4 separate regions of the Mus musculus genome follow, and all the other regions are linked to region 4. Evidence: chromatin loops called from intact Hi-C (ENCODE). Cell type or tissue: heart. All regions are shown on one strand.

Region 1 (8,000 bases), 210 kb before region 4:
GGTCATGGTGTCTCTTCATAGCAATAGAATAGAGCAGTGACTGAAACTGGGCCATTTGGTTGTTTTTTATATCCCATTCAATTGGTCTTGTCACTATTTTTCTCCTTGCTTCTTCTTCTTCTTCTTCTTCTTCTTCTTCTTCTTCTTCTTCTTCTTCTTCTTCTTCTTCTTCTTCTTCTTCTTCTTCTTCTTCTTCTTTTTTTTTTGATGGCTAATACAGACATTACAACGATTAACTTAGTTTAATATTTGCTTTCTCTTTAACTCTTATGAACATTTAGAGCTATAAATTTCTGTGGGCGTTACTTTAAGTGAGTTCCATAAATTTTAATTATTTTGTTTCCACTATTTTCAGCTATCTCTAGTGACTCTTCCCTCCCTCCCTCCCTCTCCCCCTCCCTCCCTCTCTTCCTCCTCCTCCTTATGTTTTTGATGTCTGACAGTGCTAGAGCCCAGGACTGCACACACGCTAGGCAAGCCCTGTTCCATGGAACTTCATCTCCAACATTCCTGCCAAGCTATTTAAAAGTATGCTGTTTATTTTTCCAAGTATCTGGAGGAACTTCTTAATACCTTGCTATGATTTCTGACTTAATTCTCTTGTGGTCAGGAAGCTGACTCTTAGGACTTTAATCTTTTGAAATGTACTACGACTTACTTTATAACCCAGAGTATTGTTTATGTTGGTGAGCATTTCATTTGCACCCAAAAATCAATGTGTATTTTGGAACTGTGTAGTAAGATGTCCCAAAATTGTCAATTAGAACAAGCTTGTGGAGGTCAGAAGAGGTAGTTGAATCCCCTGGAACTGGAGCGACAGACAGCTGTGAGCCTCTCATGGTTGCTGGGTCCTCAACAACAGCAAGTGCTCTTAACAGCAGAGCACATCTCCAGCCTTTACCAGTTTGTCTTTATCTCCTAGTTCCAAACCTTGCTATTAGGGAGATGTTAACCCCTGCTAGTTGTGAATAAAGAGTTGTCTATTTCTCTATTTTAGTTACTTGTTTTATGAATCTCAAAGCTTAGTTATTCGGTAGAGTTAAGATTTTATGGTTCCTTTTGAGTTATCCCTCTTGTTTTTATGAAATCTCTTTCTTTAACCTCAAAAATACTCTTCAGTCTCATTTCAATAAAATCACATCGGTTTTCCTATTATCATTTCATGTCACGTCTTCTTTCATACTTTTATTATTAATTATTATTATTACATTTTTAAAATTAGTTTAAAAAACCATTTTATAGATACATAACACACACTTACTGCCCTCCCTCCCTCCCTTTCTTGTCTGCATACCACTCCTGTCTATCTCCCTTCCCTACAAACCTCTTTCTTACATTCATGTCTATTTATTTTGTTTTGTGACCCACTGAGTTAAGGTAAGATCATCTGTATGGGTGTGGTCCTGTCCACTGGGGCCTTAGTGTGACCAGCAGTGGATATACAGTTCCTCATCTTCTAAAAAATATCACCAGCCAATAACTCAGCAGGAGGATGCCTGTGATGCCCTCTCCCTTCCATCATTGATTGTCGACAAGGCCAGTCTTGTGAAGGCCCAGTGCAGGTAACTTTGAGTACTGAGAATCCATGACCGCACTGGTTATTGTGCAGGCTTTCAGGCTGTGTGCTGCTCTTACATACTTCCTACCCCCTTGCAGCAATGTTTCCTGAGCCTTTGAGGTGTGGTCTAGATGTTTTATTAGGGTTGAGCCCTCATCAATAACTTATCAGCATCTCAGGAAGCCACACCTCTCTGAATTCACCACCATTCACCACAAAGAGAGGCCTCTCTGACTAAGGTTGGGAGCAGTTTTTGTCTGTGAGTTTAAACACAGAAATGTATAAGGCAACTTTGATGCTATGCCAATTTAGGTAAACAACAGTAACAAGTCCCCTTCTTGGGCTTATAATGCCCCCTGGGCATGGGTTGCTTACCGGACTAAGAATGAGTGTCTTCCCATGGTGCAGGCCTCAGATCCAATCGAAGATGGTTGGTGTCGTCGACCACAGTCATGCCACTGTTGCACTGGTGGACACATTTGCCAGAGAGATGGATTCCCATAAGACCACTGATGCTTTTTCTCCCCCATTAGCCTACACAGCCCTTTGAAAGCCAGGCAGCAGGGAGGATGTTTCCAGCTTAGTTCTAGCTTGCTTTCAGAATGTAAACTGTCTTCAGAAATAGGGCCTTACCCTCTAGGTCTGTTGTGCAACCCAGAGGACTGACAGGAAGTTCTGTAAATGAGAGAAATGCTTAGCAGGTTGGCTTCCCTGACCAACTCCTGCACATGTATCCCACACCAGGTCGGAGGATGTTGTTTGGTAACTCTCACTGCTGCTGGAAGCAGCATGATCCGGTGTGGACCATTCAGCTCTACTGTAGCCTCCCTTGGGTTGTAAGAGTGTAGGTTCCTGTGTGACCTTCACACTTCCTTCCTCTGGGTTAATCCTAACCCTGTGCCCTTGCCTTCTCAACACCCAGCTCTCTCCCTGCTTAACCTTTCCCACCCCGAGTGTCCCCCCTTTCCTTTTCCCGTCATCTCTGCTGTATTATGTCTTCGCCCTATGGCAGCCCCTGTCATTTCATCACCATGTCTTTATAGTTCACTGTTCTATAATTCTATAATAGTGTGACTTTAAGGTGCTCACTTGTATGTTCTACTATGTGTAGCCTTTTGAGGGTTTATTTTATTTTATTTTTTATTTTTTTTGAAACTCTAGTTAACTTTTTTAAAAATTATACTTGGGGAATTCTAAATTACTATCTCTTTAAATTTTTTATTACATGTATGTATGTATGTATGGGCATGCATGCAATCACCTGCCCATACCACAATGTGCATGTGGAGGTCAGGTTAACTCACAGAAGTCTGTTCTCTTCTTTTAGCATGTGGGTTTCAGGGATCAGACTCAGGTTACCCAGGTTGGCAGCAAGCCCCTTAGTTCACTGAGCCATCTCATCAGCCCCTCTCCAGTAACAGTCATTCCTTGGGGGATTTTTTTTTTTCTTCCCATCACCTGGTTGGACACTTGGATGGACACTTGGACGGTCTCGTGGGTTCTTGCAGGCCATGGGTTCTTTTCATGTTTTAGGGCTGATTTTTACCTCTGTTCTTTAGAGTAGAAATTCTTCTCCACTTCATTGTTCCTTTCTTCTGACATCTCAGATGTGTTTTGAAGCCAACCTGGTAAGCTTTCCTTTCATTTACAGTGCTTCTGTTTATTGTTTTCCCTTTATTCCTGTTTCTCTCCTGGAATTTCCCATCTGTTCACTTATTAAGATAATATTTTTCTTTACGTCCTTCAACACATTTCTAACATGCTTTAAAAGTTCTTGTCTGTTGTTTCTAACATCTGGATCAGCTCAGAGTCCCTATCGACTGCATTTTTTAAAATGAGTATACACTGTTTTTTTAAAATTTTGTTTGACTGTCTAGTAATTTTATATATTTTATTTATTTATTAATTTTTTGAGATAGGATCTCTCTATTTATCCCTGGCTGTCCTAGAACTCTGTATGTAGACCAGGTTGACCTTCAACTGGGAGACCCACCTACCTTTGCCTCCCCAGTGCTAGGATTAAAGAAACACACCACCACACCTGGGTTCATGTCTGTAACTTTTTTTTCTTTTACTGTGTGCTAGCCATTGTAGATTATACATTTTAAAACACTGAATCATGTTTTCTTCCTTTAAAGAATTTAATTCTAGCACGCAGTAAATTTGCTGTTGTATCTTCTTCACCCTATCAAGGCTTAGATTTAGGCTTTTCCAGAGCAGGTTTGTATCAGCTATCCATTGCTGTGTAACAAATCACCCTCCCCAAACCAACACCTTAAAACAATAACAAGAATTCATTGTTGTATTACTTTTGAGGACCCAGAATGTGGTCCTCAAAACTTAAATCAGCAGTTTTCTGGTTCAGGGTCTCTCGGAATACTTCAGGCAAGTTGTCACAGGGGGCTGCAATCTCATAATGCTCATGTATGGCTGAGGTTGCAGACGACTCCTGCAAGTTCACTCTCACACTTACTGGATGGCCTTGGTGGGCTCTAGTCCAGGTTCCTCTCTTTCCCTGGTTGGAGCTTCTTTATGGGGGCTATATGGGGATTTGAGCGTATGGGGGATTGTATAAGAGTGTGATCAAGAAGAGAGCCACTAGGGCACGGAGAGGCTGGCTACCAGCTGCCACAGAGATCTAGAGTAGCTCTGGCTTTGGGTGGGATTTGTCCACCCTGACAGTATTGATGCACTGGGTACTGGGGCTGCATCCATGCAGTCTGTCAAGTGCACTGTAGGGTACTTGGCTGCATCTATAGTCTCTAACCACTAGATGGCAGTAATATGCTCCATGGACACAGTCAAAATGTCTCTAGGGATTGCTAAATGTCCTCTGAGGGAGATGACCCTTTCCACGCCCACACCCCCCAAGCTGAGAACTATGTTTCTGGGACATAGTCTCTAGATTAATGTTTCAAAGAGATCTTTTGTACTCGACGATAGCTCAATAGGTAAAAGGGCTAAGTTCTTTAGCCTGAGGACCCGAGCTGGGATCCTACAACACAGGTGAAAAGTGAGACCCAGTGGCAGGTATGTGTAACCCCAGCACGACTACAGCAAGAATGGAAAGGGAGAGGCCTGTGAATCATCTAGTGAATCATGGATTAACTATCCTGATGTCCACAGGGCAATATCGAAAATAAGAGAGACCCCCCCCCCACTCCAGCAGAGTTGAAGGGGAGGGAGCGCGGTGCGCACGCATGCGCGATCTCTGCTTCCAGTCTGTTTGTCAGGCCCTTGATGTTTCTCAGCTTTGTGTGACATGTAGTATTTCACTTTGACTTTTGCTCACGTATTAATTGTTCCTTATTTACTATCCGCCATACAGTTCATTTCTCAGCCTGAGCACTGCCATTCCTGTCCGCACAATATGCTCTTCCATGCTGCCCAAATCTCTAAGTCTGAGGTGCTTTTGCAGGCCCAGACCTTTTCTCTGCCTTTCTTGACTTAGCATCTGGGTTCCCTCAGTGAGGTGTGCTGGACTCTTCCTTTGTGCTGTGGTCCGGAAGTTTGTGCATGGTCAAGAACCAGGGGGCACACATGGGTCTTTTCTGACGGGCGTCCTTCTCTCCCTGTCTGGCTATTGTCTAATGCTCGCAACACTCGCTTTATGTATTGTGACTGCTTTAGAACCACAGAGCAGAAAGACAAGTTTGATGTTAAACACACCATCCTGGCTTTCATTAGACAAATCCAATATAATACTTCCTACCCGAGACTCCTGCCCTGCCCATCCCTGCCCATCCCTGCCCCACCCTCCCCAGGGGGCAGTACCGGGAGATGCTGTGGTTATTTAAGAGGCTGGGTCTTTGGGTCTTTGGAAATGTAACCCATAAGGGGGACTGTGGGAAATTCCCCTTTCTGGCTTGAGACATGAGCATCCACTCCAATCCATACCCCCGTCCGTGGTGTGCTAGCCTCACTGGAGTCCCAAACGTACCGAAGTTGGAATGGTAAAGCCATATTAGATTACTTTTTACTTTTTAAGTAGCATGGGTTAGGAATTTTGTTAACCATTATGCAAAGCTGACTAACACAGGCAACAATGTAAGAAACAAACAAACAAACAAACAAACAAACAAACAAAAAACAAATAAAACAACCCTTTCCCATGCTATTTCATTGACAAATGAATCTCATGGGGACTGGAAGGACGGCTCAGCAGTTAAGAGCACCGGCAGCTCTTTCAGAGGACTGTGTTTCATTCCCAGCACCCACATGGTGGCTCACAACTGTCTGTGGCTCCAGTCCCACACAGATACACACCCCCCTCCCAGATAAATAAAAATACAACAACTCTTCAAAAGTTAGAAACAAGCTGAGCGGTGGTGGCGGCGCACGCCTTTAATCCCAGCACTTGGGAGACAGAGGCAAGAAGATCTCTGAGTTCGAGGCCAGCCTGGTCTACAGAGTGAGTTCCAGGACAGCCAGGGTTACACAGAGAAAAATCTGTCTCAACAAACAAACAAACAAAACAAAAAAACTTAAGACAAAAACAAAAAAATTCAAAAGACAGAAGTGACAAGGTATCTCTCCTGCTCTGAAACACTGCACCTGTCAGCACACCTTGCCTGTCCCCCAGCCACTTGTGCAATGGTGACAGTTGCCATTGACTCTTAGCCTTCCCTGCTGTTGGTCTCAGCGTGGAAGTCCACTGCCCCATCTCTGTCTCTTATACAGTGGACAGGTACAGTTAGTAGATAGTTTGATTTTTCTCACGTAAGTCTAATCTTTCTTGTTTGCATCGCCCACATTCGAGTTAGGGACTACTTTCCAAACATGAAGGGTTGAGGAACAGATGAGACTCAGGGGGGAGAAAAAGCCCCTCTGTCATCTGTCATGCCCATAAATAAAGTGTGGGGGCTGATCTGCACTCTGCTGGGGTTAACCACATGGGATTCACCACCGCCAGGCAGGGGCTCACTCTGGTGTGGTTGTCTGAAGCCAGACAGAAGGTTCTCCCGCAGGCTGTGCCTTGCTGAGTTACTAAGGGGAAAACTCAAAGAGAAGAATGCTGATTCACACAGCCCAGGTCTTCCCTCTGATTCATCTCTGAATCCCACATAGGGATTCTGAGCAGAAGAGACAGCCTCTGACCAAGGGGATCCCGGGGTAGATCGCTGAGTGAGTGGTTGGGGCAGGAAGAATCTTTACCTATGCATAAATGGGGCATGCAAGTTCCAATGCCTAGAGGGGCCAGGTGTGTAACAGCTGGAATCAGGACAGATGTGGACTCAAAGAGATGGCCCAGCACATTCCCTGCTTAGACAATTCACTTCCAAAAGCTCAAGACACGAAGGCTGGGGATGGAACTCAGTGGTAGAAGGCCGGTCTGGCAGGCATGAGGTTCTGAGTTCAAGCCCCAGTACTGCAAAGTTTTACAACTACGTAGCCAGTCAAGAAGAGTCCCATTTGAGTTTGCCTGCAGACTGGGGAATTACTGACCAACCGGGTCTTGAGCTCTCAGTTAAATGAGTGTTACCATAGTTAGTTATGATGGGCTTATTTCTCAATAGACCTATCATAAGTTGAAAATATCCTTAAGACCCAAATTCATTTCATATACCCAGTCCACTGAACAACCACAGTGTAGCTTGCTGTAAACCATTCATTCATTTACATTAGCTTATACTCAGGCAGAAATGCCAAACAGGAAGCCTGCTGTGTAATAAAGTGTCAAATGTACTCCTTCAAAAATAATTTGCTGGCCCCTCTAAGGCACTGTCCAACTCTTTGACATGGTAGCATGACACTGTTATCTTCAAATGCTATGGTAACATTCAGAGCCTACTCCGGGACACATGAGGCCTGCAGATTGCAGCCTAGGCACATTTGCTAATAGAGTCCAGGTTTTTTCTTCATGTGATCACAGCCTAGGAGCTGCGGCTCTCTGCTGCTCTTCAGTATCGTTAGGGGAGTACACTGCATCTTGCTAGCCTGGGAAAAGATCCAAACTCAAAATGCAAAGTATGGTTTCTTCTGTGTATTGCTTTTGTGCCACCGTAAAGGTAAAAAAAAAAAAAAGTCCTAACTGAGCCACTATGGTTGGAGGTGGTCTGTATGTCCCCTTTAAGGAGGAAGTTCTGAACTCCGCGGGAGGTAATGACCTTGCCTGGTATGGTGGAGCAAGCTGTTACTGGCTTTGAACTCAGGCTGCCCCGTCCTCGGAGCATGTGCCCTGACACGGATGCGGCAGGGAACCAGAGAACAGCAAAGTGAAGGAGGCTTCATAAACGAACTGGGACACAACCAAAATGAAAAGGGATCACAGGCGGGAAGTGTCCAGTTGCATAAACATGGAGGGAAAAGTGACCGGGAACAGAGGGAAGGGCTTGGTGCAGGCTCGGATTCTCTAGGACTAAGTGTCCAAAACCAACGAGACTTAACTTAGTAAAAAGAAAGCCCGACAGTCAAACAGCATCTTGTGCATGGCTTCACTTTG
Region 2 (8,000 bases), 150 kb before region 4:
GAATGACAGGCATGGGCCGCCATACCTACACTTCCATTTAATATATTGAAATGCATAACCCTTTCATTCAAATGGAGTTTTTCATCTCTCTTAACGTATTTGGGCTGGCCTTAGGCAGTTATTTTATTTTCCTGATTTGCCAACGTTGTTATCTCAGTACCACTCACTGACCGACGACTTGGCATGGATACTCCATCACCCACTGGGTTCTAGGAGGCAATCGGTCTGTTTCTGCTCTCAATCTTCTTTTACACACTAGTTCTGGGCTTTGTAATTATCGTTGCTTAAAGATGTGTTCAAATGCCTGAAAGGGCAAATGTCACCATCAGGGCTTAGATGCTGTTTTGGTTGGTTTTGCCTGGTCTCCAAATGGATTTTCAGTTTATTTTCTCATGACCTTACACAATAAACTGAGTAGACCTTGATTTGGGGTGCTAGGGTTGTACCCAGCATGCAATGGGGCCTTAGCGAATTTCTGCTAACAAGCAGGTGATGTCTTCATGATGTTTAGTTCTCTAAGGGAAATAAGAAAATTGACTCAAATATATCTCTCACTGCCTCCCAGTGGGTTTATGGGAAAGACTTCTAGAGTTTTATTAGTGCTGCATAAGGATCCTTCCCATTGTGTCTTATAGCAGCGTATTATAGATATTTAAGAACACTTTGAATTCAAAATTCACATGGGATCCTTTAAACATGTGGGACCTGCTTGTTCCAGGTTAGTGACAGTCTCCACTTGGACATCTTCATTCCAAATGAGCAGAACTCAAAGTGACCTCTTAGTACAAAGGTTGGGTGCACTGTGGAACTGCAGCTAAATGCTCAGTTGGTGACAACTCCAAGACCCCCATAATTGCTGTCCTTACGATGAGCCCCCCCGAAATGCACTTTTCTTTCCATTGCCTGCATCCAGAGAGTTTTCCCTTCCCCTGTCTTTCAGCCAAACAGTCCTCTCTTATTGTAAAAACACAAACATGAAACAGAGAATCATAAAAAGAAAAAAAAATCCCTTTAAAATAAATCCCTTCCTTGGCCGATTCCCATGTTTGCATTCCTAGATCTGCAAGTAACTGCATTTATTTCACTTCTGGATATTTTCAGGAAGTTCTCTGTGTTGTTTTCCTTTAGGAGTTGGGGGTGTTTTTTTTATTTTTTTTGAGGGGGCTAAGTATGCCGTCACTTGCAAATCACAATATTTTGGTCCCTTCCTTTTTAATGTTGATTCATTTCTTGTCTTATTACATCGGAGTGTAAAAGGATTGACAGCCATTTTGCACAAAACCCTTTGCCACGGCCTCAGAGTATCCAGCCGGACATGTAAGGGAGTTGCCATCTGGGCCCTGCATCCTGTTGCCACTTTCCTGTGGGTTTGGTGAGGCTCTCTTGGGAAGAGCCTGACAGAGGCAGTGGTGTGTCCTGACACCTTGGGAGGAGTGTAGACCTAGGAAGCCCTGGTGGAGTCCCTGCCTTGCCTCACACCAATGGAATAATTTTCTGAACTCTAGCGCTCCCATCATTCCTGGCAGAGCTTGTTTGGAACGGATTGGTGCTCTGTGCTGTGTCTACCCGCCAGTGAGTTTTGTTTGGCCATCTCAGCATTTGATGAGTGGCTTGTGAAGTCTTGGATTTCTAATGTCTTGAGAATCTGGGAGAATCTGGGCTTGTGTCCGCGGGATGGAAGTGAGCAGAGATGGAGTTCTCCAGAAGGGCCCAGGGGCTCCTGGCACTGCAGTCTCCATTCTTCCTTATAATCGCACCGACCACTTCTACACTCATTCCCTGAGTCCCCGGCTAAGCACCCGAGGGGTTTCTCTTTCATTGAGATAGGGGCCGTGTACCTTTTAGAGCTATGGTTTCCCACTCTCCCCTTCCTCCTTCCTGCCCAAGATATCAGTTTATGGACTGTCAGCTCCCGCTCGCCACTGTGCACTGAAGTCAGCCTTGGGTCTGCAGCAATACATAGGCTTGAATCTGCCTCCTTCCCTCACTGGTGGACGTGGCTGTTTGTCATCCATGAAAGGTAAAAGTTGAACGCAAAGTGCTGTGGTGAGTTGCAAATGAAGATTCAGTGAGGTAAGGACCACAGCTACCACTCAGTACCAACAGCCTTTGTCACTGCAAGGTAATATTTTCCTTGCGGCGCTAGGAGAGGGAACAAAGTGTGAAAGTGGCTGGAAGCACACAGACTGCAGTGAGGATATTAATCTCTTTGGAGGGCTTTATGGGCGGGGCTTGGGCTGAGTGTGGATTGAGGAGGCAGGGCTGGGGGAGGGACCAGACCATAATCAGCCTGGGACTCACTGCCAGATGAGGCCATGACTCTTCCGAAATGGAATTCCTGGGTCAGAGTAAGGAGAGCAGATGTTTACTAGAAGACGCCAAGGACGGCTGACATCACCCAGGGCCCCCAGGACACGGGAAGAGGCCGGGGTCCTCCATCCCTCCGCGCCAAGGAGCATTCCTGGGGCAGGCGCCAGGGCTGGGGGGTGGACATGCACACAGATGCAGGCGCCACACACCAGTCCTCGCCACCTGAACACAATTAGTCAAGATGTGGAAACGATTTCAATCTTGAAAGGAGAGAGGAGTGGCTGGCCGGACAGACTCCTCAGTGTGGATTGGTCCTTTGCAGAATTGCAGGAGTGGCCTTTGTGGCGGGTGAGCTGTTGGGAGTCCCTGGCCAGGGATGGAGACGACCATTGTCATGTCTCTCTCCCTTCCATGGACACAAGCCATCCTTTAATATCTACTTTAGGGGTGGAACTGGAAGAGGAGTTGCTTCCATTCTTTCCTTTACACCTCTGCAGCCTGTTCCTCACCAAAAGCTGTCCCCAGGCTCAGATTCGTGTGACAACAAGCCACAGAAAACCTAGTGTAAATCAGCTCGGGCCAAAAGCCTCCATCTTGTATTACTTTGCCTTCTCCCCTGTGTGGCCTGCCTCGACAGCTCACCTGTGCCACTTGGCACCACCAGAGCACACAGAGGCTGGCCTTTTCCATCAGATTGTACTGTAGACTCTAAAGCTGGTTCCATGGGTTCAGTTTGGGTCATCGGTAGAGGTTTGAGCATCAACACTGTGGCTGAGGCAGGGAGCAGAGCTTTGGTTGGTCAAATAGGCCACATGACTGTTTCGGGTGGGGTTTGCTGTCTGAACCTCAGGGAGCTGAGGCAAGGAGGCTCTGAGGAGGGTGTCTCGTGTGTGTGTGTGTGTGTGTGTGTGTGTGTGTGTGTGTGTGCGCGCGCGCGCGTGCATGTGTGTGTACAGATCCTCCTTGCGGGTATCCAGGACTTTCCCTCCCTTCCCTTCAGTGCTCTTCCTCTCTTTCTCCCATCCCCGCCCACAGGCAGAGAACATAGTTCTGTATGGTGCATAGTTTGTGGGCTGAGGCTACATAACTGGGCCCCTACTCCATGGACTTACAGCCTTGTGCATCTTCTGTCTTTTTAATGTGTATGTGTGTGTGTGTGTGGGGGGGCATGCGTGTGCCATTTTTTTCAAGCTCTGCCCACGTGTGGGTAGAGAAAGAGCTGACTCTTTCTACTCTTTCTCTTGCCCATTTCTAGTAGACACTGAGACCTCAGGACCCAACCATCTCTGCCATTAAAATGCTGAGATTACAGTGAAGCCGGTCACCACTAACTTTTTTCACGTGGGTTTTTTGGGATTGAACTCAGGTCCTCACGATTGCAAGGCAATCACTGTCAATGGAGCCATCCTAGGCCCATGTTTCTATGCACCAGTGCATCAAGTGCAGAGCCTCCAGGTGTGTGGAGGGGAAGTCTGAAAGATACATTTCTTACAATGTGTCCTGTCACTGAGCACAAGCCTGGCTGGCTTTTAAGTTGCATGCTGGCTTTTAAGTTGTGCTGAGTGGAAACGCAAGTAGGTTGCATCTTTAACAGGTGGCGGGAGGCAGAGATGCACAGCTGTGGTTGGGGCTGCGCTGGGCACAGGTGCTGCTCACTGCTGGGGCTGCCTGGCTCCAGCCTCTTCTCCCCATTTGGTTAAGAGTTCTCCAGGAAGCTTCCTGAACCAGACCTTAATGGGTGCTGTGTCCTATGGTCAGACTCAGTGTTCAGGTAAAGGCATGGGCCATTGTGGTGATGACTGCCCCCAGCCAGCCTTTCTTTTCCAAGTTCTTACTTGGGGAAAGTAGGGTGCCTGAGCTCCCTCCACAGCTAGAACCCCCCCCCCCCACACACACACACTCTTTCTTTCTGCCAGGCCATTTCCCTTCACAGCTACTTAGGAGGGAAGGCAGCCAAAGGCCTGTTAGCAGGGGGCAGGAAGGAGGAGCTGATGGATTTTAGTCAGACACAGACCCAGTTCTCTGCCACCGCTGGCCTGTGCTTGCCTCTGGAGGGCACCAGGCTTCTTTCACTTCCTGAGCAGCCCCTGGCAGCCATGGTGCTGGTGAGGTATCCCAGCTTCACAAAGGTATACCCAACACCCCGAGATATGTCCTGCCCAGAAGTCTCTGGTCTCAGATCCCAGTCTCTGGCTCTAGGTAGGCATGGGACTCTGAACATCTAGGCTGAGAAGATTGTTTGTTGGGCACCTCTCCTTGGGGACCCCTGTAGCAGGGGTTGGGTCCCAACCTTTAAATAAGATACAAGCTTCTCTTAGCATCCCTGATCACTCTTCTGCCCCCCTCCCCCAGAAGGAGTCCCAGCCCAGGAACAGCAGCCTCACTGCCTTTGAGCTCTCCTCAGCTATCCTTGGGCTGCTTCCCCGCTGGCCTGTCCCCCTCCCCCTGTGCAGGAGCTGCCAAGGTCTTTGTCTGGTGTTCTCCCCTCCTGTCCTGCTTCTTGGATTTCAGAGGCAGTCAGAGGCTTCCCTGATGCTGGCGGAGCCTTAGCTGTTCTGGAATTGGCTCCCAGCCTCCTCATGTCTCCTGGGTGTCTTATGTGGCAATGCGGCTCTATTTCAGGGTCTGCGGGAGCACCCGGCATTGCCTTAGGTTTCTCACTGAATGGAGGAGGTGGCTCACAGCCTGCTCCATGATCCTGGGTAGTGGAGGGAAAATTGGATCAGGACTCCTGTGTGACCTTGGGCAGATTCCATCACCTCTCTGAACCGGAGGTTTCTGCTCAGGACTAATGCAAAGAAGGTATAGGTGGATGTCAACCAGCCCCCCTCCCTACCCCACCCCATGCTGGATCTCTGCACATCCTGGGACCCCAGTATATTTGTCCTGGGGTGGCTTTACAATGTCTTACAGTGTCCTGCCTTTCTTAAATCATGAAATGTCATAAATGTCTTTATGGAAAATAAAATGCATACATAGAACAAAAGGAGCAAATTGAAATTCTTTCCCCTACATTTTAGCCCCTAGCTCACACATTTTGCGTGTGCAAATACTCTTATAGAAAAGTGTCATGCTGTACAGTTTCTTCGAGATTGTTTTTGCTATCTATCAATCAATCAATCAATCAATCATATAACATCCAATGTTCTCATACCAGCATAATCAGCTTGGGATATGTGCAGAGGTCAGGGTCCCCAGCTTCTGCAAATTCCTGGGCCCAAGGGTGAGATGGAAGTCATAGGTAGGGGTGAAGGAGAAAGAGGATGGAAGCTTGGAGTCAGTGTGTGGCTAGGGCCCCTCCCAAGCAGCTCTGTGGCAAGTGATGCTAGATGAGTGCAGGGGCTACAGCCAGGAGCATGCTTGGTGAAGGGCTGTGGGTGTTAGATGGGAAGTGCCAAGAACCACGGCAACACACAAAGCAATGCAGCCTTACAAGAGAAGAAGCCAGGTTCTGTGTTGTCCAGTGAGCGAGACTGAGTGCGGGCAGTCAGTGAATCAGGATGGCAGGGTGCATGGGAGTTCCTCAGCAAAGAAGGGGCTTTGAAGACTCCAGGTTAGGAGCTGATAGGAGATGGTGTCTCTAGACTGATAAGGGAAGGTCCTGAAAGAGACAAGGAAGAGAACGAGAGGGCACACCGTGACCCCATGCTGCTGCAGAGGGAGAGGTCAGATTGGAGGAAATGTGCACTCCTTGGAAGGGTAGTGCACATCTATGCTTGTGGTATGAATGTGTGCTCTTGTATGTATTTGTGTGTAAACTTGGCCCCATTGCAAAAGAGATTTTAGGTAGTTTAAGTTTAGACCAAAGACAAGACCTCAGGAGAAAATGAGTTTGATGCTATAAAAGAGAAAAAATATGCTTTCTAGGGGTTATTCCCCAAATGCCAGAAATCCCTGTGAAAAGTTTGCTTAACCAAAAATGAATTGGTTGGTTAATAGAAGGAGGAGAAGAAGGAGGAGGAAGAGGAAGAGGAAGAGGAGGAGGAGGAAGAGAAGGAGGAGGAATGGAGATGAAGAAGAAGAAGGAGAAGGAGAAGGAGAAGGAGAAGGAGAAGGAGAAGGAGAAGGAGAAGGAGAAGGAGAAGGAGAAGAAGAAGAAGAAGAAGAAGAAGAAGAAGAAGAAGAAGAAGAAGAAGAAGAAGAAGAAGAAGAAGAAGAAGAACATTTGGAAGAAGAATTAGATGAGGATGATGATGAGGAGGAGGAGGAGGAGGAAGAGGACTAGAGAGATGGCTTAGCAGTTAAGAGCACTGATTTACTGCTTTTGTAGGAGACATGAGTTCACTTCCCAGCAGCACCCATGTCTGATGAAGCACAATCACCTAGCCGTCACGGATCTGACTCCTTCTCCTTGCCTCTTTGGGTGCCTTCATTCATGTGTGCACGCACTTAGTTAAGAATAAAAATAAAATCGTTTTTTAAAAGAATAAAAGAAAAGAGAGCTCAGAGATTTCTGCTTCCAGGCACGGCAGGACCTAGAGTTCAAGTCCATGCTCAGTCTCTTCTTTTTCACTTTCTTAGGCTCTCTGCTTGGTGTCCTGTGCTGATTTTCTTCTCAGGCTTCCACAGTGAGTGAGAAAGCAATGGTGGAGCCAGTCAGTCACTCCACAGTCTCACAGTTATGCCCTCAGAGGAAACAGCTTTTCCAACAACACCAGCAATAGTTCCTGGATGTAAGGCATTAATGTCTTAATCTGTTTTGTGTTATTGTAACAAAACACAGGAGACTGAGTGATTTACCAAAAAAAAAAAAAAAAAAAAAAAAAAAAAAGGTTTATTTAGTCTTATTTAGTCTCTCAGTTCTGGAGACCCAAGAAATCCAAGATGAGATGGCTGCGTCCGAGAGGGTTTTTGCTGCTTCCCCTGACTGTGAAAAGTGGATCCTAACCTGTGCTCCTGACCCTGTCCCTAGTCCCACCCCCAGCACCATGGACACATGATCTCAGCCTCAGCTGCAGGTTGGGAGTATATATTCAAATCATAACAACTGATTTGTGTCTGCTGTAATGGCTTTGAGCCATTCTGGTGGGCCTGGGCAGAGTTATGGCTCTTTCCTCCCTGTGACAGAGAAGTGTGAGAGGTGGTTCCTGAGGCCTCAGAGGAGGGCTGGGTTCAAGGCTACTGAGGAGGAGGCTAGGGCAGGGATCAGCAACTGGGTGGCCTGAGAGGGAGGATGGAGAGAGGAGCAGGGGTAGGTGGGGGCAGGAAAACCTTTCTTTAGCAGCCCTCCCCATTCCAAGGCTGGGCGGGGTCAGGAGGTGATTGGCTGGCTCTTATGGGAGTTGGCTGGCTCTAGAAGCAGAGTCGGGAGTGGGGATGATCAGGGGTGGGAAGGGTGAGGGATGGGAAGAGTCAGGTGTGAAGAGGGTCAGGAATGGGGAGGGTGCCTGAATACTTGCTACCCGAGAGCCCTTAGGCTGGGAAGCAAGATGTGGAAAATGTCCTGGGGCCACCAAGGCCTCAGGAGGTAGAGGCCAGGACTTATTTTCATCTGGGAAGGCTAGAAGCATGGCAGGTGAGAAATAAATGTGTGTGGCTGCTAGAGCCACAGGGAGAGTAGTGGGGAGCCAGGCCTGGTGACTCCTGTGCATGGGCAAGTCAGTCTAGTATTTTGAGATGTGTGGTATGTGGATGAAAAGAGGGCCGCAGGCAGGCAGTGCCAGGGGGTGGGGATTCTATTCTATTGGGTG
Region 3 (8,000 bases), 96 kb before region 4:
AGAAAAGTCTGTCTCTCAGAGAGCTCAAGGCCGGCCACTTTGGCCTTGATATCACTTCCAGTAAGGCTGGCCTCTACTGGAAGAGTCTGGATGGTTCTGGCCTTATTCTCCCTACTCCTGGGCTCAGGCAGGGTGAGTTGGAGCTGGCACTGTGGAGCTGGCTGGGTGCCCTTGGCTGTGTCTCCAATCCCAGATTCCATATTAGGCTTATCTGCCTGCCCTAGAGCCCTTCCCCCAATGGTCTAGCTGGCTTGGTTTTGATTTTTGGACTGTGCTTAGCATTTTGGCATCTTCTATTGAGTCATCCCTCTGCCTCCCGATCCTATACACACATCCCTAATGAGAACTTGGAACTGAGAACACAGGAGAGGAATTTCAAACTCAGAATCAGCCCAGAAACTACTGACCCCAGATGGTGCTGGATACGGCCAACTACCCAGGTCAGGATGAAGCTGGGCTGGAAGGTGGGGTGGGTGGGGCTTGGCCATCAGTCATCAGAGGAGGAGAAGAGCCTCTGTCCAAGGCTGAAGGCAAGGCTGCAAGCTTTGTGTGAGTGTAGGTGGGAGCCTTGGGTCGTAGCCTCAGATCACAGAACTATACTCTGTGGGCTAAGCCTCCCTTCTGTGACTTCCTATCCAGTGTCAGCATGACGAGACCCTGTCTCCCCTGAATGTGTCTGATGGTTCCCAAATGGCCAATGGCTAAGGTCGACTCACTGACTGGAGGGGGTCCAGACAGTTTAGGCCAGAGCTGGGCCAAAGGCCCGGAGTGACCTCAGGCAGTTCAGCTTTCCATCGGCTTGAGCCCTGACAAAGCACAGAGCGGCAGTTGCGGGACTTATAAAATCTGTGTCCCATGGCTGGGTATAGCAAGTCAGCACAGCTTAATGGGCTCAGGACCTAGGAGCTCACTACAAAGGCTTTGCTTGTGTATGTATAGGAGAGGCTATGTGGTGTCTTGAAAGCCGCTGGAAGCTTGGGTACTCCCCCCACCCCTGTTAGGAGGCGGGGCTAGCTTGTGGAGTCTCTTTGCTCTCATCGGGGGACTCATGGCGTTGGTTGGGGCTCACAGGACTGAATTCATTCTTGTCAGTGCAGATTTTTATAAACTGAGCTCACCACACATGCTTCATCTCTTTCACACAGCCTTTCTGCCTCTCCACTGTTGTAATCCATCCAAGGGGATTTGCATGAAGATGCTAACACAATGCCAGCGAATGTCAGGGACCAACTAGTCTTCAGTTCCTACCTCATGTGTTTTGTTGTAGTGACACACAGTAGACTCAGACACGAGGGGACTTAATTAGTCCAGATTATGTTTTGGTTATTATAATAAAATACATGAGCCAGGGTAACTTTATAAAGAAAAAAGGGTTTTACTTACCTGGCACTTTTGGAGGCTGAAAGTCAAGACAGGTGATCCTATTGGTTAGGTCTCTGGAGAATCCTTGGTGGGCTGAGGCAGGATTGAATGCTGAAGTAAGAGATTACATCTTCAGGCAGGAAGCCAAAGAGTGATGCATGAAACCAAAGCAGGGGATCTGGTGAGAACCTGATTGATGCAGGCTGGAGAAGGCCAACTGCCCAGGCTACAGTGAAGCTGGACTAGAGGGTGGAGTAGATAGCGGTCTGGTCATTGGAAGAGATTAAACTGTCCAAAATTAAACCCTAGGCCTCAGTCCTGAGCTATAAGCCCATACTCTCCCAGTGAGAACTCAGGCTGCTATGAGTCTACCCCAAGGCAACCTCATCATATGGGTTCAAGACATCCTAATGAGTATTGATAGGACAATGAAAATCAAGACCCCAGAGAAGGCAAAACTTATCTGTCACAAAAACTCGAGTTCTGGGTCCATCCTTGAACCTTGTCCCAGCTTCTACCTGTTGTCTTTGAAGTTTTTGACTATGGAGGCAGCACTAGTGGGGACAACAGCTGAAGCCCTGACTGGGCCAGAAGACCCACTCTGCGCTTGGAACTGGGTGATCTTGGCACATAACTCACCCTTAAGCCTAAGACAGCTGTGGAGCCCTAGCTGGATAGACACACACATTATGTCATACTTTTGGAGACCAGAGGTCACTGTCACTGAGCTGAAATGGAGATGTGGGCTGGGTCACACTGCCTCTGGAGATAGTAGGAGAGAATGTGTTGGTTGACCCTTCAGGCCCTTGGCTTGAGGGCACATCACTTCAGAGGTCGCCAGAATTCACTTCTCTATCTGTGTACATGTCTACTCTCCCTACGTCTCCTCTCCCTCTTGGAAGGTTGATTCCATTTGAGTTTCTCTGGGTGACCCAGGTATACCTCCCCTACGTCAACGTCCTTGATCTAATCACATCTGCCAAGCACTGTTCTGTCTTGGAAAGTGTCAGCGACAGGTCACAGGAGTCAGGACTCCATCTCTTCAGTAACTCCCTTTCAGCTACATGCAGAAAGTGAAATCTGAGCCGGAGAAGCAGTATACGACAGCACTCCAGTGGAGCACCCATGCACAGCAGCAACCTGGTCCTGCCTCAGGCAGATGTCACCCAGCACCTGGGAAGGCCAGACAGATGAGGCCACTTACACAGAACAGCTGGCCTTGCTGTTGGCACCGAAGGCTGTGTCTCCACTTGGGATTCTGTGAAGATCCCTGTGTCATAGTCTCGATATCCCCACCTCCCTTTCATACACACAGAGCTGTCTGCACAGTGTCCCACTATCAAGACCAGAGCTACACATTCAGAGGCCTTCAATGAGACAGCAGCAAACAGCATCCACCCTTGGCCTGGCTCTCATCCCTTTCCCCCATTCTCTCCCAGTGCTGTGGATTAAACTCAGGTCCTCATACATGATATGCAAGCATCCTACCCCTGAGCTACACCCCCCAATCTCCTTTCTCTCCTTCTACTATAAACACAGACAACAAGACATCTCTGTAAAGATGAAAGCAGCAGTATGGATGTAGCAGTGTGTGGCATATGGTACCCGCCTTGCCTCTGGCATAGGGTGGAACCAGAGACCCTATTTGAAGCAGGGGTTCCCCCTTACTTCTCTTGACCTTGCTCTGTCTCATAGGTAGCCTCATGGATCTGGAGCAGTTGAATGTATTAGCACCAAGAGAATTCAGATGATCATTTTTTATGAGAATTCTTAGGCATTTTAAAATGTGGCTTCAAATTTCGGGGGAAAAAAAAAGCACAGTATGGACCAAATAAAACAGGCCCCTCCCATTGGCCGTGGCTTCTGAGATGCAGAGGCTGAAGCGGTGTCAGTCTTCCCCACTAGGCTGCTTCCCTGGGGTACCCCTGGCTATACCTCAGAATGGAAACGAGGCAGGTGGTTCCCGCCCTGGGGACCTGCTTCCTTCTGGGTTGCTGTGCCCTCAAGCCAAGCTGTACACACTGCCCCAGGGCTGAAAGAAGTCAGACAGTCCTGTGCCAGTGACCTTGGCTGCCACCTCCTCTCCAGAAGCAGCGGGTGCCAAGCTTCTGCCCGCTGCTGTCAGGCTTGGGTGTCCTCCCTGATGGGCAGAAGTGACTCCACACCACGGGAGCTGCTTTGCCCTGCTGCTGCCAAGGCAGGCCTGGAGAGAGAGGATGAGGCACAGGCACCAACTGGCTTCTCCACGTGGCCGAGTGACTGGCCCACAGCCAGCCCTCCCCCTAGACAGGGAAGCCAATCCCTCCTGACTAGATGTCATCGGGTTACCTTCCCTTGAGTTCAGGTCGGAGTTTTCCAGGCTGCAGGGAGCCATGCAGGGTGAAGTGGGGGTGGGGATGGGGTTGGGGTGCGGGTGAGGCAGAGCTGATGCCCAGGTGCTTGCAGGGGGGGGGGAGCAGGTGATGGCTACAGCTCACCTAGGATCTAGACAATGTCCTGTATGCAGGGGACAGCCATAAAAGGTCTCTGGGGACCTGACTGAGCATCCTGCATGTTGGCAAGCCTGCTCAGGCTGCAGTGTGCTTGAGGTTGGAGGTGGGGTGCCATAGGGGTGGGGTAGAAGTGAGGTGTTAGGGGAATAGAGTAAAGGCTGTATGGATAAGCCTCTGGATGGGAAGGGAGGTGTAGGGACTCCCAGGCAGGGAGTTCACCAAGACTCAGTTCCATATACATGTGAGGTCTAGGTAGGGGACTCAGCACAGGTGAGGTCTGGGTCGTGGGGAGCGTGGAAGGAGATTTGAGAGACCAGAGAGGAGGTACAGTGGGGAGGGGGTGCAGACTTGCTGACAACCAGATGAGGGCGCCATTTGGCCCTGCACATAGATGTTCAGACCACACTCAGTCTTTTGAGGCAATTGCAATAACATCACAAACTCAGTGGCTTAAACAGCATGGCATAATCTCCGAGAGCCCTGCGGGGGGGGGGGGGGGATGTCCAGAATTAGAAGATGGGTCTGTGAGAGCCTTTTCCAGCCTCTTCCACCATCTGCCTGGTGGCTGCCGGCCTCCCTTGGCTTGTGGCTACATCATACTGATCTCTGTGACCACATAGATTACTTCCTCCTCTTCTGCTGGAGACAAGTCTCCCTCTTTCTCACCATTATGAAAGCATTTGTGATGACTTTTAGGGCCTTCTAACATAATTTTGGACAGCCTCCCCATCCCAAGGTGCTCAATCTAATCTCCTGTGGTAACAATGGTGGATTCTGGGGAATAAATTGTGGACACCCTGGGGCCAATGATTCAAGCCACATATCTAAGTGTTGAACCCTGGGGTCGCAGAGGAAGGTGAAGAGAGGGCTCTGGCTGGAGCTGGACTTAGGACTGAATCTGAGATCTGGCCTTGGTTCATATATCCATACCGGGACCCTTTGTGTCTGAATGAATTTCTTGAACTTCTTGCCAGAGCCCTGGGGTCTGGCTCTTTTGTGTGGTAACCCCTTTTCTTCCATGCCCTGTTGTGTCGGTTGGTCAGCTTACAGCACTGAATCTGGTACTCAGTGCCCTCTCAGTCCCCAACCCCATTCCTGCAGCCTGGGGACCCAAGGAAAGCACTGATTGTGAAACCTGAGGCATCTGGCCTGGGCGCCGGAAGGCGTATTTCAGAGCTGAGCACACCCTTGGCAGAGGCAGCAGTGTGCCTGTCCCGAGGGCTGGGCCCTTGGGAAAACTTTGGGAGATGCCAGGGTGGTGACGTGGCTTCACGCTGGGAAGGGTGGGTGGGAACTGGCTCTGGGAGAACCCGAGGCTGTACATTCCCTGGGGCCCTGAGTTGTCTAGGGACAGAACGTCAGCAGAGTTGGCAGGGCCCAGTCCCCTAGTCTGGCTGGCCTCCTGGGTTGGGGTCTGTGGTGTGGGAGTGCTGCCCTGTAAGTTCTTCTGAGGCTATAAAGGCAATAGCCATGCACGGGGCAGCTCAGGCCTCACCTCATCTCTCAATAGAGATATGATGGGGGTGGGGTGGGGGGAGAGTCAGTCTTCATAGCAGTCTATGCCTAGCACCCTGCCTGACTGGTGCTGACAGTCCTGTGTGCTTGGTTGCTCTCTTCTGCCTTCAGTTTCAATTTATCTGTGCCTCAGGACCCACACCCCATTTCTCATTTCTTCTATGAATCAGTGAGTTCTGATTCAGGGTTAAGGACCACCAGGAGACAGTGACCTGGGGAAGTCTTGGATTGTTGCTTTGGTTCTTGGATAGATGACCAATGTCATTTAGAGGATGACAATCTCAGTGTTGGCTTGGCTGTAGCCCCAACTCAGATGCAAGAGGCAGTTCTTGAAAATGACTGGCGTCTTTTGAAGGAGCTGTCTTGCTTTTACAGCTGCTCCCCAGCAAGCATGGGGGCAGTTTAGTGGAGGGCACGACATCGGCATCGTGTGAGAGCTAATTTGGTGCAGGGGAGAGTGTAAATGGGTAGGTCCTGTCTGGCTGAGTGACTGGTTCATTATAGGGCCTTGGGTAAGGTGTCCAACTGCTCTGTGACTCAGTTTCTCCATCTCTAAGTAGGTATAGCATTGAGCTGTTGGGGTGAGTCGAAATCGTCCTTATGTCTTTGTCCAGAGCCCCTGTCTTGCTACAGCGTTAGGATTCTAGGGATGTTGTTGTCTTGGAACCTCAGGTTCCCTCAGCCCTCACTGTCTCTTCTCTATTGCTGTCTCTTCTCCAGACACAATGAATCGATGCTTTGCCTTATGTGCCCTGGATTTGGGTTGCAAATGTCCCCCAAAGAGCTTTTCTGGCGGTACACAGTGACCATGCTGGTTTCCAGACAGCACACAGCTCAGAAATGAAGTGCCTTTCGCCTCACAGGTGTGCCTGGAGTTTAATTAATAAGGCTAGCCGTGTCTGGTGGTTATGCTGGCCTTTGGCTCACCAGGTCTGCTCTCTGCAGGTCTCCAATACAGCAATTGCAATTGCTGGAAGAGATGTGATGTCTCTGGGGATAAGTCTGCATGCAAATAACATTTGTGCCGGGGACAGAATTTTTTGGGTCTACTCAGACCATATCTTGGAGGGCTCGGGAGATGGCTGGGTTGATAAAATATATGCCCCACAAGTGTGAGGAATGGAGTCCAGAGCCCAGCACCCATATAAAACACAAAGAGGACCTGTCACCGGGCCTGTAAGCAAGTGTCTCAGAGGTGGAGATAAGGAATCCCTGAGGCAAGCTGGTGATAGACTAGGTGAATTGACAAGCTTCCAGCTCAGTGAGACCTTCTCTCTGAAGTAAAGTGGATGGGCTTTGTGTGTTACAGAGGTGTAGGCAGCAAGCCATCTATGGCCTGCTCCTGGACAAGTGTCTTTAGGAGAGACTCAGAGAGTCCAACACCAGCCCTGAAGTCAGCCACCATGATGGCAAAGACAGAAGAATACAGGTAGACACAGCTGAGAAACAGGACTGGGGCTCCAGACCTGAACGCGACTCACCCAGAGCAGCCGGAGACCTCTGACCACAGGCCCCGATTCCTCCCCAGATTCTCCGCAGGACAGCAGGCACTTCAGGCAGCCCCAAGCCTGAAGTGTTTTCTATAAAAATTTCCAATTTTCCTTGACCCATTTCTCTTTGAAATGAATCCCAACCAGCACTATGCACTTGGCTCCAAAGGAGCTCTGAGCTGGGGAAAGGCCATGCACTTAGGTGGAGGTGCTGATGTCTGCTTCTCTCCTCCCCCTCTTGGGCTTTATTTTTATTTTCTTTATTTTTCACCCTGTCTCTCTCAATCTCAAGCTCGAGCATCATGGAGCCAGGAAAGGGTGAAGATAGGAAACAGGGTCAGACCCCTCATCTGGCTTCTCTACTTATTCTAGGTCTTGAAGCTCAGAGATCACATGAGCCCCAGGGCTCTAGCCCCTATGGTTCCTTCAGCTTGCAACACTTGTCCTGGCCCTGGGCCTCCTGCTTAGCTGTCACCACCCCTAACTCCAAATGCAGTTCACCGAGGGAGGACTTGCCCAGGTTTGCAGACTGCAGCATGCTGTCTTCTATTCCAGCTTTCACACACAGAGGATGAACATTAAGCAAAGTCAGGCTACACTCTAGCATCAAAACACCTCCACCAGAGTCCCGGGCTCAGCCTGCTCCTGGTCTAGAAGTGCTCGGGTAACACTGCAGTACATGTAACACTGTTTCTGGGTGGCAGATCCTTTAAGAGGTGGGGACTGGTAGGGGAAAATTGATCAATGACTGTGTTCTTTTGGAAAGTACACTGGGACCTAGCCTCTTGGTCCTCCTTTCTTTTGCTTGCTCACCATGAAGCGAACAATCTGGGTCACAAACTTCTACTGTAATGTCCTGCGTCATCACAGGCCAAAAGCCACAGGCCCAATGACTACGTACGGGCAGAAGTTCCTGAAACCGTGAGCTACAATAAACCTTTCTTTCTGTGATGTCTACTGCCTCAAGTGTTTTGTCACAGTGATAGAGAGGTTTCATAGACATCAGAAAATGTGTCCCAAGCTGGTGGGAGGAGACCAGCCAGAGTGACTTCTTGACGGAAGAGCACACACCTGGAAGATGGCCTGGTAAGGCGAGGGCTTGCAGGGCAGGCCAAGTTTTCAAAAACTGGACTAGGATCTG
Region 4 (8,000 bases):
ACAGACTACCTTGCATAGCTCCGGAGATGAGGTTCTGTGTCAGGGTCTCCAAAGAGTGCCATGTTTGTACAAGATGTACTCTGAGCTCAGGCGCCCTGGCCTCCTGAGTACATTCTGGGGTGTACAGGAACGAGAGCTGTACAGCTGTTCCTTGTCAAGTGACAGATAAGATGCCAGCACCATGAAGCTACACAATGAGGTGAGGCAGACCTTGGGCACAGTGGCCAGGCAGAGATCTGAGGGCTGAGAGGCTCAGCGTCTACTGCCACCTCCACACCCTACATAGCCTCAGTAATGGAGAAAGCAAAGCTGGGGGTTGGGAGAGGGACTAGATGGGGCTGTGGGGATGGGACAGGTGAATTCTGGGAAGGTACTCAGCATGCTACCTCTGGGTTCCTACTGGGTCTGTGATGGTAAAGCTTGGTTGTCAGCGGGATAGGATCTGGACTCACTGTGGAAACAAGTCTCTGGTTAACTGTGGCTGGAAGAGCCACCCTGAATGTGGACGGCACCATATGTAGGCTGGGGTCCTGGGTTGAAGAACAGGGAGAAAGCCAACCGAGCTTCCTGGTGGTGGGTGTCTGTCATGTGACCAGCCACCTCCTATTCCTGCCCTTGAACTGAGAGCCAAGAGAGGCCCCTCGTCCTTTAAGTTGACTTTGTCAGGCAGTTTGTCACAGAAACGGGACTGGTGACTAATACAAGGAATGCGACCTCATCTCTGAGAGAGTTTAAGCCCTGTAAAACCAAGGTGGCTGGAGCCAGGAAGTCCTAAGCTGTGCTTACCACAGTCAGGGTGCACTCTAGGGCCTATAAAACTATGACTTAGTCTTTGGCAAAAAGTGGCACAGACCCATAGCTCCTACTATGCATCCCTAGTTGTCACTGTATCAGCTCCCACCCCCTAGTCCCTCCCTGCCTCATCTCCAGGTCCCATTAGGCTCCAGTGGGGGCAAAATTGGCAACCTTACATGAGAGGTATGCTGTTTATCTCGAGCTCACGGGAGGCCTCCGAGTCATCTCAAGCTCTTCCTAAAACAACATTTTTCTCCATTTCTTTATATATATATATATATATATATATATATATATATATATATATATATATATATATATATATATATGAAGCAGAAGAAAAGAGATTATCTTATTTTATACAATATGCCACCAGCCAGGGAGCCGAGCATCAGCCGCACTCGTGGGTTGCATAGCAACTGGCTTTTCAATTGATTTTTTTTTTTTTTGAGAAGGAACCAAAGCTACTCGAGTGTTCTCATTTTAAATATTTCCTTGGATGATGGAAATCAAAGGAAATGGAGATGAGAGATTTGGGGACATTCCGAGGACATAAGGTATCTTGTGAAGGCTAGCTTGAGACAGGGTGTGCTCTGCTTGTTGAAATTTGTCAGCATTTGGGTGAAAGGTCAGACGTTCCTGGTCTATTAGTAGAAGGCGGAGACATGCTGGGAGGAAAGGAGTCTGCAGGCTAAAGCCTTGGGCCAACACCGTTGTGGTTTTGCCATGTGTCCCACTGTAGAAAGAGCAGAGAGGATCCTGGGATGGATGGGAGAGAGCCTTCTTTCAGATAGCCTTGAATCAAAGACCCTAGGGGCCAAGCTCAGTCTATACTTTAGTCTGGGAAAGACCCCCTGGCATAATTACCTGTCGCCAGCCATCCTAGGCACACCTCCTCACCAGAGCCATTAGGTCTAGAATAGATGAGACAGTGCTAATGCTGGACGCTACCACCGGAGGGCGCCTCTGTCCTTTTGATCTGGTCTAATGAGTCTACCTTAGGTTGATACTTAATAAATGACAGTTTATTGCTCATAGTTCTGAAGGCCAGAAAGTCCAAAGTCTGAATGTCAGGAGATCTGGAGTCCTCACAGGTAGCTTCATGCTCATGAGTGGTGGATGGGACAGGTCTCAGAGCTATATGAGAGCCACTCTAGTTCAGGGACCTTTGTCCTACTGACCTGATAACTTTCTAGGGTTCCACATCTTAATACTATTGTATTAGAAATTAGGTTCCAAGATATAAAGTCTAATTTTTAGACCATGTCAGGAGTTCTTATTTAACACTGAATCCTGTTCTAGTAGCTTGGTTTTCTTCGATGGGTATACCTTCTTGCCTGCTTTCCCCTGGCGGGTCTAGAAGGCACCTGTACCATGACTTCTGAGCCACCCACATCACCTTGCATGCCACAGATGGGAACAGAAGACACCAGCCTTGGGGAGTCCCCGAGGCTGCAGGCAGTCAGGCTAGATAGAGCAGAACTTGTTTTGAAGCCATCAGAGATGGTGGGCCCTGGTCCTGGCATTCATGCCAGCCCAGGGGTACGTGTGGGACCTTGGATGACTTACTTAACATGGCAGAATCTTGTTTTCTGAGCAAGAGGAAGTCTGAGGGACCCCAGTGCTTGACAGGAATGACTGCAGTCACGGAGATCAGACGGACTGCTGACTCTTCACTGTCTGAAGCCCCCACCCCCACCCCCACCTGGCTTTCAGGCTCCCTTCGCTGGGAGTCAGATGACTTTATTTATACCTCCTTCGGGGATTCCAGGCCCTGTGGTCCAGCGGTATTTCTCCCCAAGGAGGAGAGTACAGTCACATAACCGTCAAAGCCGTGTATGTTTTAATCACTCCGTCTTGGTGATGTTGCCTGGGAGGACGCGTCATAGTGTCCTCAGAGCCTTGCTCAGCTCACTGTCTCAGGCATCCTGTCATGGGACTGACAGGCATCCCCTGATGATAAGGGGGCACCCATAGTCACTGTCACCATCTCCATATGACAGTGAAAACGTGGCTCCACGGGGTGAGTGATCTACCAAAAGTCATACATGACAGCCACTTTGTCCCTAGAGGATGAGCCAGTTGCTGTCATTCTGTCAGGCTAGAGAGCACAGATCTTGGGTGAGCTGAGCCTGGCTCCCCTGTGCCATTCCCCCTATGTCCAATGCTCCCAACCGATGGTTCTACAACTTTATGCCCACACTCACGGACTCGGGTTGATGTTTAGAGACACTTTCACTGTTATAATTTGGGAGATGCTCAGGACACACACACACACACACACACACACACACACACACACACACACACAGTTAACTGGCCCCAAAGGTCAGCAATACTGAAGCTGAGAAGAGAGCTCTACACAGCCTGAATCTCAGCCCTGTGTGTGCTTTCTTAATTCCTGCCTGGTGGGCTAGCCTGAGGTCTCCCAGGGCCAGGGCATTCTGGGATGGGTTTGGTACCAGCTGAAGCCAGGTCTCCTTGCAGCCTGAACCACTGGCACTAGAGTGGGCCACATGGTCACTGCCAGAGTAGACAAGGAAAAAGACTTGTGGGTATGGACTGTGTCTTGCTTTCTTAAGGGAAGGGTTTATATCCGTTTATAGCTCCAGGTTACAGTCCATTATGGAGGGAAAAGCCACAGTGGCAAGAGCTTGAGGTAGCTGGTCATGTCACATTATCCGTCAAACCAAAGAACAACCTATCCTTAGCTCTGTTCAGTTCTGTCCTCCCCAGGCTTCCAGTCAGCAAATGGCGCCACCATGGTGGGTGTGTCTTCTCACCTCAGTTAACAGAATCAATACAATCCCTTACAGGCACGCTCAAATCTCCCAGGGGATTATAGATTCTCAGATGGGTGTTAACAATAACTATTGCAAACTGGATGTCCTGCCCAAACAGTCACAGGTCAAAGTTCCTGAGCCCTAAGCTGGGTACTCAGGTTGGACCCAAACACTTTGGGTCAGAGGAGCCCAGAAAGGGACTGAAAGTGTCCAAGAACAGTAGTGCACCCTGTACCCCACACCTCCAGCTCCCTGTCCGTGGCCCTGGGATTGGGTGTGTGCTCACAGACACCACGTGGTGGCGCCCAGCCTGCAGAGCCTTCCTGTTGGCAGGCATGGAGACTGGCCTCCAAACAGCAGATCCCGTTTTTTCTGTCTCCTTGACCGAAGGAGGGAAGAACATAAATAATTCAGCGCATTCCACAGTAAACAGTCAAGTGTCAAGAGAGCAGCGGTTGGAATACAGCTCTCTGCACAAGCCTTAATTGGTTTGTTTAGGGTGAGACCCCAGAATCTGTCTGGTGTCTAGAGGGCTACCATTGCCCGGCTGCAAGTCAGATCTGCCGCCCAGCCTGGAGGAGCTGTGTTCCTTAGCCTGCCGACCTCCCTCAGGATCTTGGCATTGCATTCTTGTAGCAGCAGCGCCACCTGGTGGTTATTTCCATAGCCCGCCCTTCCTTTGCCTTCTGTCTAGAAGTAGACCTACTTCCAGCCAAACTTCCTCCTAACCTTTGTATGACGTCCACCTCCACCTCAGGATTTGGAGTCAACGACTTTAATGGCAAGAGGTGAAGTTTCTTATCTGGGAATTAGGATAATGACAGTGCTTATGTCCTAGGCAGTTTTGAATTTTAAATGAGACGTATGCAGAGGCTTGTTCTCAAAGAGCCAAGAATTTGGCTGTTGCCATCAGCATTTGGGCTTGTCCCTGCTGGTGATGCTTTTCCATGAGTTCCTAGGAATGTTCCTGCAGCCTCTAGGCCCTCCCTGGCCCAGCGTGACTCTCCAGCGTGTGTATATTTGATTTTTGTTCATTCATTAATTCATCCCATTTGTGATCATCATGAATGCTCATTGAACAGCACAGGGACAGCCTCGACCCTGTCTAACAAGCAGTGTATCTAGATATGGCCCTGTGGGAGCCCACAGCCAGCTTGGGTCTCTCTCCAAGGGCCTAGACATGTTCAGTTGTCCTAGATATCTCTGCCTCAAGCTAAGCTCTTTAAAAGGTGTTTAAATAATGTGTGCATGTGTGGAGGTCAGTAGGCATGGTTATGTGCATGAGAGTAGGGAAGGTCCTCTGAGCTGGAGCTGGGGCTACAGGTCCTCTGCAAGAGCAGTATGCACTCTTGAGCACTGATCCATCTCTCCAGACCCTTGGGAGGAGTCTTTTAAGGTCATGTGGGGAAAGACAGCTTGTGGGTCCCAAGTGGAAAGTATGGAGGGTGAGGGAAAAGGGCATGGGGAAAGAGACAGAAACTTCTTTGTGCTTCTAAGGCACATCAGCTGCTTTTCAGCCCTTTAAGCCTCGATTCTATTAGCTTAGCTTGGGTGGCTTAGCTTGGGCCCCAAGGTTGCCTCTTGGCCTGAAGGCGACCAATTGTATATACATTTAGTGGTGGATCCTGTTCCTTGGAATCAGGAAGCAGGCACTCCCTGGAGATTTCACCAGGTGAACAAACTATACAGAAAAGACCATCTTCAAGATAGATTCGCCACAGCACCGTGACCAGATCGCACACCCTCCCTGTTAAGTCGTGAGGCACTCCCCACACATCCTCTGCCCATGTCCACACCCCCTGGCCCTGACATCTCCTGTCGCCCACCAGATGTTGACCCTTTAACAGTGCAGTGAGCCACACTTACTTCCCCTTCCTGACTGCTCCCCCCCATAAGAATCTGCTCTTTCTAAAATGCATATGTGCCCTGTCCTTAGCCCTGGATACAATATTGATGCCTTGTCACAGACCATCCTTTGGACAGGGCACTCTGGGACCCCCTAGAATGTTCCAGACCTAGTAAGAACAAAGAACACTTCCCCTTGGGTCCTCAGTGCCTGCTTGAGATAGGCCAGACCTTGAAAAGGTTGGGAGAAAATACAGTTGGTTCTCCACACCCACAGCTTGGCTTCTGCCAATTGCACCAACTACAGATGGAGGATAATCAGGAGGAAGCAGGACATCTGTATTGAACATATGCAGGCTTTTATCTTGTTGTTATTCCCTAAACAATCAGTATAGCAACTATGTGCTCCACACTTACACTGCGGTACATGGTATAAGTCATTTAGAGTTTATGTAAAGGATACAGAAAGAGATGTGGGGATGCAGCAAATGCTGTATCCTTTAATAGAAGAGACTTGAGCCTTTACTGATGTCTTCATTGGAGTACTAAAATCACTCCCGCAGCAGACATTAAGGGATGACCATATATGCACCACCTACATCTTGTCACTTGAGAACCCTGAATGCTCTAATTCTTGGGGTGCCTGCATGCATATCAAGGCTTACAAGGGCACAGCACATGGATACTGTTTTCTGAAGTTCTATCTTCCTGGAGTCCTCCTCTGTAGTGCGGCTCCTATCTGGGGCAGTGTTCCCCAAGTCTGTCTCTCTTCCCTGCTCTCTAGAGACCTTTCTTGGGATTCCAAAGCTAGGAAGCAGAACCTAGACCCCTTGAGCTCTGTTCCCATAGCACAAACCCCTTGAGGCTGGGGAACGCTGTAGCAGCCTGCTTTCTTGGAACAGGCAGAGAAGAAAACAAAGCAAGAACAAAAACACAGATCAATATTTCAATAAATTATCCTGCCGTGGCAGTGAAATCACCTTGTCTGCCAAGAGAGTCTCAGGACTGGAGCCCAGCGTCTTGGGGGGAGGAGAGAACCAGCAGGGACCATTCTGCAAAGCAGTGGGGGTGTTCCGTCCACCTGCGGTTTTGGCCCCTGTCTACAAGGTGGGGGGGAGGGGCGGTGTCCACTTTAGGAACTGCCTTTATTCAGAAGTTCTTAGTTGATTGATTTGGGGAGTGGGATGGAGTTTTGTTGTATGTTAAAGCTGTTTTCCTCAATGCTTACTTGTACTATTGGTTTGGGGGGTGCTTGGGAATTGAACCCAGGTGGGTTTTTTTTTGTTTTTTTTTTGTTTTTTTTTTTTTGTTTTTTTTTTTTTTTTTGCTGTGCTGGTCTGACACTGTACCCACCAAGCTTTGTACACTTTACATTTAACATTAGACCCATCCAAGAAGTCAGCTCTGGAAAGTCTGGGCCTTGGAATTTAAATGCCAGCCATGGGTTAGTGTTCAGTGGACACAACCCCTAAAGATACCTGAGTTTTCAACCTCTTCACAGAACCTCTTGCGGGTGGGGGAGGGGTTCTGTCTGCATAGTATTGACCCATTTGTTCTTACCCTGCATCAACCTGGCTCCTGCCCCCAGTCCTATTCCTCTCCAGGTCCCAATGCCTGACTGTATATTTCTGGCTGAACTCTTCAGTCTCTTCCAAGACTTGGCTGGGATTCTTTTCCCAGGCTGATTGAGGCCATGACAATCAGCTAACTGCTATCTTTTACCAGCCAGCCATTGCCCTTGCCTAGAGTGATCATGGTTCTCGCAAAAAGAAGTGTGTTGCTCCGAATTCTTTTGGATGCAAGTGACAGTGACCACCTCAGAATTGCCTGCCTCATAAACAAGGCAAGCCTACGGGCCAGATGTGGTAGCTTGACCTATCCATAGGCTAGACTTATGTTGGTTACTAGACCATTCCTCTGTGTTCAACATACATGCATTCCTTTGTTGTCTCTTCAGTCATTACAGGAAGCAAGTTGTCATGCCTGAGAAGAGCCTGGGTAGCATGGTGAGGGTCAGCTCTCTGCCCAACAGTCTTGGGCAAACAGGGTCCTGCCTCTGACCAAGGAATGGGCTCGGTAGGAGGATGGCTTGCCACCAGGGGTTCGTAGCAAGCAAGGGTGACAAGGAACCTTCTCTTCAATTCAGAAGAATATGGCTGAATGGAAGGCAAATGTCATGGGAGTGACTTAGCAGGGAGCTTCAAGGCCCCTGGACCAGATCCCCAATGGCTTGGTTCTGTCAGCACAACAAACTGTTCGGCTCCTGGATAATCTGCCAGATAGTAATCTGTCTGTCTGTCTGTCTGCCTGTCTCTCTCCATCCACTGCAGTCCATGAGCCTCATTGAGATTGGAAACCCCTCTCAGAGTCTGGAGAATGTCTGCCGATGGGCCTACCTCCAGCAGAAGCCGGACACAGACCACGATGAGTACCACGACCATGCCATCTTTCTCACACGGCAGGATTTTGGGCCCTCGGGCATGCAAGGTTAGTCCTGTGCCTACAGATGCAGGGAGAGAGAACTGGGGCCTGCAGGGAACTCCCAAGAGCTGAAACCTAGTCTAGAAAGTGCCTGGG

What was found. Hi-C counts contacts between places; a loop is a spot of excess contacts. Peaks named below come from ENCODE experiments on the same cell type or tissue, not always from the same donor. Only the 100,000 strongest peaks of a DNase experiment are listed, where the experiment ranks them.
Region 1: a loop joins it to region 4, with 8 times the contacts of the local background. A loop is called at or near these places in 11 of 42 quality-filtered maps.
Region 2: a loop joins it to region 4, with 6 times the contacts of the local background. A loop is called at or near these places in 8 of 42 quality-filtered maps.
Region 3: a loop joins it to region 4, with 4 times the contacts of the local background. A loop is called at or near these places in 5 of 42 quality-filtered maps.

Annotation. Positions count from the first base shown.
Region 1 is chr11:50,554,932-50,562,931 of GRCm38, forward strand. No RefSeq gene overlaps it. Among named protein-coding and RNA genes, the nearest start is that of Gm46259, 11 kb to the left of the region's middle. In heart, a CTCF peak has its summit at 4,325 (motif pointing right); no DNase peak of the experiment used is centred here.
Region 2 is chr11:50,620,107-50,628,106 of GRCm38, forward strand. All of the region lies in intron 2 of Adamts2 (a disintegrin-like and metallopeptidase (reprolysin type) with thrombospondin type 1 motif, 2), which reads left to right. Among named protein-coding and RNA genes, the nearest start is that of Adamts2, 22 kb to the left of the region's middle. In heart, a CTCF peak has its summit at 4,352 (motif pointing right); DNase peaks (open chromatin) are centred at 1,488, 2,335, 4,347 and 4,865; H3K4me3 peaks cover 636 bases; H3K27ac peaks cover 1,762 bases.
Region 3 is chr11:50,669,534-50,677,533 of GRCm38, forward strand. The region is part of intron 3 of Adamts2 (a disintegrin-like and metallopeptidase (reprolysin type) with thrombospondin type 1 motif, 2); the gene reads left to right. Among named protein-coding and RNA genes, the nearest start is that of Gm39819, 24 kb to the right of the region's middle. In heart, CTCF peaks have their summits at 53 (motif pointing left), 2,480 and 4,217 (motif pointing right); DNase peaks (open chromatin) are centred at 168, 648, 3,518, 5,058 and 4 weaker places; H3K27ac peaks cover 628 bases; H3K27me3 peaks cover 439 bases.
Region 4 is chr11:50,765,464-50,773,463 of GRCm38, forward strand. Adamts2 (a disintegrin-like and metallopeptidase (reprolysin type) with thrombospondin type 1 motif, 2) reads left to right here. Exons shown (of 22, transcript NM_175643.3): 6 at 7,754-7,910. Among named protein-coding and RNA genes, the nearest start is that of Zfp354c, 58 kb to the right of the region's middle. In heart, CTCF peaks have their summits at 1,736 (motif pointing right), 4,230 (motif pointing left) and 4,435; DNase peaks (open chromatin) are centred at 3,888 and 4,178; H3K4me3 peaks cover 459 bases; H3K27ac peaks cover 291 bases; H3K27me3 peaks cover 436 bases.